Linked DNA regions of Homo sapiens: region 2 is linked to region 1. A link is a loop called in an ENCODE intact Hi-C map of the cell type or tissue named here. Cell type or tissue: natural killer cell. All regions are shown on one strand. Each heading gives the region's core, and the rest is flanking DNA. Links, peaks and the distances in the headings are about the cores only.

Region 1 (2,909 bases), core at 179-2,678:
ATTTTGTTGGTGTGATTGGGCCAAAAGCCAGATATGAGGCAAGGATTTGGACAAGAAAATGTAGGTAGTGAACCTACACAGTATTTTTCATAGATCTGATTGTAAAGAGGAGGAGAGGATGTGCTAACCGATGGGGATAAGGGATTATCCAGGATCCAGTTGAGGATCCAGTTTTGAGAAATTTGAGAATATTGTAGAAGATTTGAAAGTCACTGTGGAGTGTGGGAGAATGAGGTTACTAGAGAAATGTAGGATGCAAGGAAAAAAAAAATTTTTTTCCAGCATATCCAGCGGTTTAGTGCATGCATGGAGAAAACCTTTCTGGGTATGGCAAGGACATCGCTTGCTCAAGACACATTCTAACCTCTAATATGTCTTCTCTTCCTGAAAAATCTGGAAAACTAAAAACCATTTTCTTGACTCCCTTGCACCTAAGGTGAAAATTGAATTTGGAACTGAGTTAAATGTGGAAAGAAGGAGGGTGTGAGTCATCCAGTTTTGCTGCCAGTCATGGCAGTAAATTTCTCCAGTCAATAGCTCCCTGGTTTGGTGGCTTGCTGCAGTGATAGCCATAACTTTCCTGGATTGTGGCAAAGGTGGTATTATTTTGTGGGTTAGGTGTTGTTCCTGGAAGTTCTGCCAAAGTCTTTTATTGCAATACATCCCTTACTGCTTAAGTGGGTTCTGTTGTCTGCAACTGTCCCTGACCAGGTTAGAGGTACTGCCAGAGAGTTAAATATAAAGACAGAGTTAAAGGGAGTTTAGGGTGTTGTTGGAATGATGGGCTATGGAATCTAAGCTGGATTGGAAGAAAACTGAAGAAAAAGGGGAGGGCTGATAGATTGGAAGAAAATAGAGGCCAATAAATCAGGGTTCTAATGAGGTCAAAGAACAGTATTCTCTGCTAGAGGATTTCTGTTTATCCTAAAAGGCTTATTCAGTTATCTGTTTAACTTCTCTACTTCCCCCAGACCCTCTTTCTCTTCCTAGCTACTACTTTTGTTTGTTTGTTTTGAGACAGTCTTACTCTGTTGCCCAGGCCGATTGCAGTGGCATGATTATGGCTCACTGTAGCCTCGACCTCCCAGGCTCCAGTGATCCTCCCACCTCAGCCTCTCCAGTAGGTGGGATAACAGGTATGTGCCACCATGCCTGGCTAATTGTTGTATTTTTTATAGAGATAAGGTCTTGCCATGTTGTCCAGGCTGGTCTCAAACTCCTGGCCTCAAGTGATCTTGCTGCCTTGGTCTCCCAAAGTGCTACGATTATAGGCATAAGCCACCATGCCTGGCCCCCAAGCTTCTGCTTTAGCACTTATCACATTGCAGTGTAATTGGTGTTATTTTGTGGGTTAGGTGTTGTTCCTGGAAGTTCCGCCAAAGTCTGTTATTGCAATACATCCCTTTCTGCTTAAGTGGGTTCTGTTGTCTGCAACTGTCCCGGGCTAGGTTAGACATACTGCCAGATAGTTAAATATAAAGACAGAGTTAAAGGGAGTTTAGAGTGTTGTTGGAATGATGATATCTGATATCCCTATCAGATTAGGAGGTCTTTGAGAACAGGGACTGTGTTGAAAAGGGTGGTTTAGGCCGGGTGCTGTGGCTCACTCCTATAATCCCAGCACTTTGGGAGGCCGAGGCAGGTGGATCACCTGAGGTCAGGAGTTCGAGACCATCCTGACCAATATGGTGAAACCCTGTCTCTACTAAAAATATAAAAATCAGCTGGGCATGGTGGTGTGTGCCTGTAATCCCAGCTACTCGGGAGGCTGAGGCAGGAGAATCGCTTGAACCTGGGAGGAGGTTGCAGTGAGCTAAGATCGCGCCATTGCACTCTAGCCTGGGTGACAAGAACAAAACTCTGTCTCAAAAAAAAAAAAAGAAAAAAAAGGGTGGTTTAGTGGCAAGTGTGTGTGGCCCTTGGAATGGCCTAAGATTTGTCTCTTTCTTGCTGTGTTGTTTTGGACAAGTTATTTCATTCCTGTAAAATAGGATTACTTGCTTTGTAGAGGAGTTTTAGGGATTGAAAGCAGGTTTATAAAGTACCTTATATATAAACATCAATCAATAGCATACTGAATTGATGAATTAACAATTTAAATGGGGTAAAATTAAATACTTCACTATTTTAGTAGACAATTTCCATGTGTGTTACACTGTGCTAGGCACTGGAGATTTGGGGAGGAAGGATATGATGATGTGCAAGACAAAGGCATGCTTACAAGAGTTCCACACTCTACAAAGGGAGGAAAAAAATGTCCCTAAAAATGATTTGAATCCCATCCCCATCATTCATATTTTGCAATCTTGAGCGAGTTTACTTAGCTTCTCTTGTGTCCTCATTTTTAAAATGGCAATGATAATTGCCTGTTTTATGGGATAGTCAAGAAGAGAATTATTGAATGTCATGAAGATAAAATTTTAAAAAGAAAAATTAGTTAAGAGAAGTAAAGCTCTTAGATTAATACATGGCAGATATGAAGCACTCAAATATTAGCTATTATAAGACTTTGAAGGGATCTTAGGAATAATTGACTGAAAGTGTAGTGTCGAGTGGTAGAATAAGTGCTGATCCTGGGGTCTTATACCAATGTTGCTAACTGTGAGCAGCCTTTGTCAAATCACTTGGCTTCATTTTCAGTGGCCTAAGAGTAATAGGTTTAATTATTTCCATAATTCCTTTAAGTTTTTACATTTTCTGAGTTCATCTTTTGTGTTTTTCCTGGCATTTTACTATTCCTCTTTCCTGCTTTTGGCTATTTTCTCAACAGGTCCACGACTGGAATTTGAAAGCAAGAAGCATCTATCTTACATGGTCACTCTAGAATTTGGTGGGAGGGAGGAAAGTTGGACCACCAGTTTGACATTTGAAAGTGTCCCGGCCGGGTGCGGTGGTTCACACCTGTAATC
Region 2 (2,909 bases), core at 190-2,689, 550 kb before region 1:
GCCCGGGCTTGTCTTCAACCCTTCCCAACAGACAATGCAGTTTGCCATATGGGTCCCAAGTGCCAGAGCCCTCCCTTGCCCCTCCCCCTCAGGGCTGCTCCACCCTGACCCTGTGTCCTACAGCCTCACACTTCTGCCATCATCATTATTATTATGGCCCCTCCCTGAAGCTCAGTCCCCTCAACCTCACCTGCCCACCCTGATTTCCCTGGGTTGCCTGGGAGGAGGATGTGAGAAGGGAGTCAGATGTGTCACCATCAAGAGGAAGCTCCCCTTCCCCACCCTGTGCTTCTGGTCAGAGCTTATGAGGGCTCAGTGGGGGCCAGCCCCCCAAGAGCACTATCTCCCCAACCACCTCTCCAGCCAGCCCAGATACCACCAGACGCCCCCATTCCTGGGGCCACGCACTCCGCAGCAGCCCGGCCTGGCTGCCTGCAGCTCCCCAGAGCCTGGCTTCTCTCTCCTCTTCACTCTTCCGCAGTTCTCGTCCTCACCCGCCGCCTCCACCTCATCCCCTCCTCCCTCCACTGGGCTCTGGGGCTCACAGACCTCAGTGAGAACCCCAGTGCAGCCGCTGATCCCCTGTGGGATCCTGGCCTGGCCATGTTACTTCATCTGTAACATTTCCTCATCTGTAGAAGGGAGAGAAGAATCCATCCACCTCCTGGAGTGGGTGTGAGAAGTAAATCATTGAAGACAGTGATTCAGAAAGATCAACTGAGCAGCACAGGTGCCTGTGTGTGGACACCCAGCACGGAGCCTGGTGGCCATGGCTGCCTTATTTGTAACAGCCCCAAGCTGGAATCAATCCAAATGTTATTTTGCAGGAAAACAGGCAAATGCATTGTGGTAGATTCATACAATGGAGTATACACAGCAATGGAAAAAATGAGTTAGCTACCCGCAACCACACAGACGAAGCTCCCAAACATAACGTTGGGAGAAAGAAGTGCTCACAAAAGAACACGCGCTGCAGAATTTCATTTCTACGTAATTCTACAGATGTATGTATTATAGAACTACATAGACAGGCAGAAGTCAGTGGGGGCGGGGCAGTGGCGAGGCGGGGGCTCTAGGGGCCTCTGGGTGCTGGTCTGATTTCTTAGTTTGGGTGGAGGTCACATGGGTGTGTTCACCTTGTAGAAGCCCACCAAGGTGTGCACTTAAGATAGCTGTGCTTTTCTATAGGTAAATTATACATCAAGAAAAGGTTTGCAAAAATCAAATAGAGATTGGCTGGCACCTCCTGTGCCAGGTTCCACGGGATCATGAAGATGAATCAGGCTGGGTCAAGACCCAAACGAGCATCCAGGCCAGAGGGCACGACTCCCAGGGACCCAGCACACAGGGCTCTGGGTCAACACCCAGAGCTCAGGGTCCAACCGTAGGGGTCAGGGCGGGCTTCTCAGAGGAGGTGGATCTTGAAGAAGATTCCCCGAAAGAGCAATGGAAAAAGTGTTCCAGGCAGAGGAAAGGGCATGAGCAGAGGCCAGTGTGCATGAGACGCATTCAGGAAACGGCAAGACGTTCCTCTTAGTAAACTGTGATTTGGCGTCATCCATGTGCTGAATACGCAGCAGGCCTCAGTAAATGGCAGCAGTTGGCTGGGGGAACACACGGATCCACCGGTTTGGCAGGGGTGGGGCCTCTGGGGTTAGAGAGAAAGGGGAAAGAGCATGCAGGAGATGTGACGGCTCATGCAAAACCTAGAGAACCTAGACTCGGACGGCTCAGATGGCGCTGGAGGAGGTTGTCACCTGCAGCACAGGAAGTGCTGTGACTGGGCGCTAGCAGCTAACTTTGCCCCAAAGGCAAACAGTACCAGTGAATCCCAGCAGCAGAGATATTCTGGCTGGTGGTAGCTTATCAAATCTCCCTTTAGGAGCAGCCAGTGGGGGGCTCAGAGTTGGCCTCCAGGTATGACACAAGGCCCTGTCATTCTCCACTTCCTAGATATCTGGGGAAGCACCCTCCACTCCCCAAACGATTCCCTAAAACCATCACTTCTCCCTTTATCTTCAGAGCAAAGACCCACAATAGTGATAATAAGTATTGATACTATTATTGTTGTGCATTTATTAGACGCCAGGTCCTCTTCTGAACTTATACAGTCGGCCCTCTGTATCACGGGCTCTGCATCTGAGTATTTTCAATCTGCAATCCACGATGTGGAACCTGCGGATAGGGAGGGCCGACTGACCATACACTCTCTCGTGTCAACCTCGCGCCAGTCTTGAGAGACAGGTTCTAACATGAGTCCCATATTTTTCTGATTTTGCAGGTAAAATTGAAATCAGCTCTTTACACATGGGCTCTGTGCTTCTCAGAACAAGGCTCTGGGGATGGCAGAGCTGACCCCCTCCCCCATCCCATGGCTGCCAGGAAGGCTGCCTTCCCTGCCTCCACCTGGAGCAGACACCTGGGCTCGGGTTCTTTATCTAACACAGGCTGCAGAGTCACTTGCCCTCCTGAGCCTGTTTCCTCATCTGTAAAATGGAGGCCCCCGTGGCAGCTGCCATTTTTCCGGTGCCACAAATGGTAGTTACTGAATCCCACTTGACCAGGGAGGAAATTGAGGCTGGGGGACGGGTGCCTTGTCCCAAGCAGCCCCTGTGCAGGGCTGAGGCAGTGCAGCTCATGGCTTTGCTTCCTGCCTCATTAGGGGGTGCTTTGTGCCACTTCCCTTGGCAGGGTGGGGTCCCCTGGGAAACCAACGCTCGCCTCACAGTGAGCTCAGAGCGAAGTCCTGGTTCCAGGCTGATGCTCTAGGCTCAAAATAAAAGCCTCACTTCCTGGAGGCCTCGGGGCCAGGTTGGCAACAGAGAAGTCTCGGCCAGGCCAGGCTAGGCCCTTCAGCCACTCTCTGGGTGGGATGGGCCATGGGGGCCTCCTGCTTTTAGAAGCTGGGG

Evidence for each region. A loop is a pair of places that touch in the nucleus more often than their neighbours do. Peaks named below come from ENCODE experiments on the same cell type or tissue, not always from the same donor. Only the 100,000 strongest peaks of a DNase experiment are listed, where the experiment ranks them.
Region 2: it touches region 1 in a loop (4-fold over the local background); 1 of 110 quality-filtered maps calls a loop at or near these places.

What each region holds. Positions count from the first base shown.
Region 1 is chr1:31,299,067-31,301,975 of GRCh38, forward strand. All of the region lies in intron 1 of ZCCHC17 (zinc finger CCHC-type containing 17), which reads left to right. Among named protein-coding and RNA genes, the nearest start is that of ZCCHC17, 3.5 kb to the left of the region's middle. In natural killer cell, for the core only: no CTCF peak of the experiment used is centred there; a DNase peak (open chromatin) is centred at 1,345; H3K27ac peaks cover 1,556 bases.
Region 2 is chr1:30,748,285-30,751,193 of GRCh38, forward strand. The region is part of intron 1 of LAPTM5 (lysosomal protein transmembrane 5); the gene reads right to left. It overlaps LOC105378620 (a long non-coding RNA gene), which reads right to left. Exons shown (of 2, transcript XR_007065566.1): 1 at 2,060-2,909; 2 at 1-1,648. Among named protein-coding and RNA genes, the nearest start is that of LAPTM5, 8.0 kb to the right of the region's middle. RefSeq lists enhancers at 476-655, 1,584-1,663, 1,764-1,813, 2,220-2,763, 2,454-2,593 and 3 more. In natural killer cell, for the core only: no CTCF peak of the experiment used is centred there; DNase peaks (open chromatin) are centred at 489, 847 and 1,677; H3K27ac peaks cover 2,500 bases.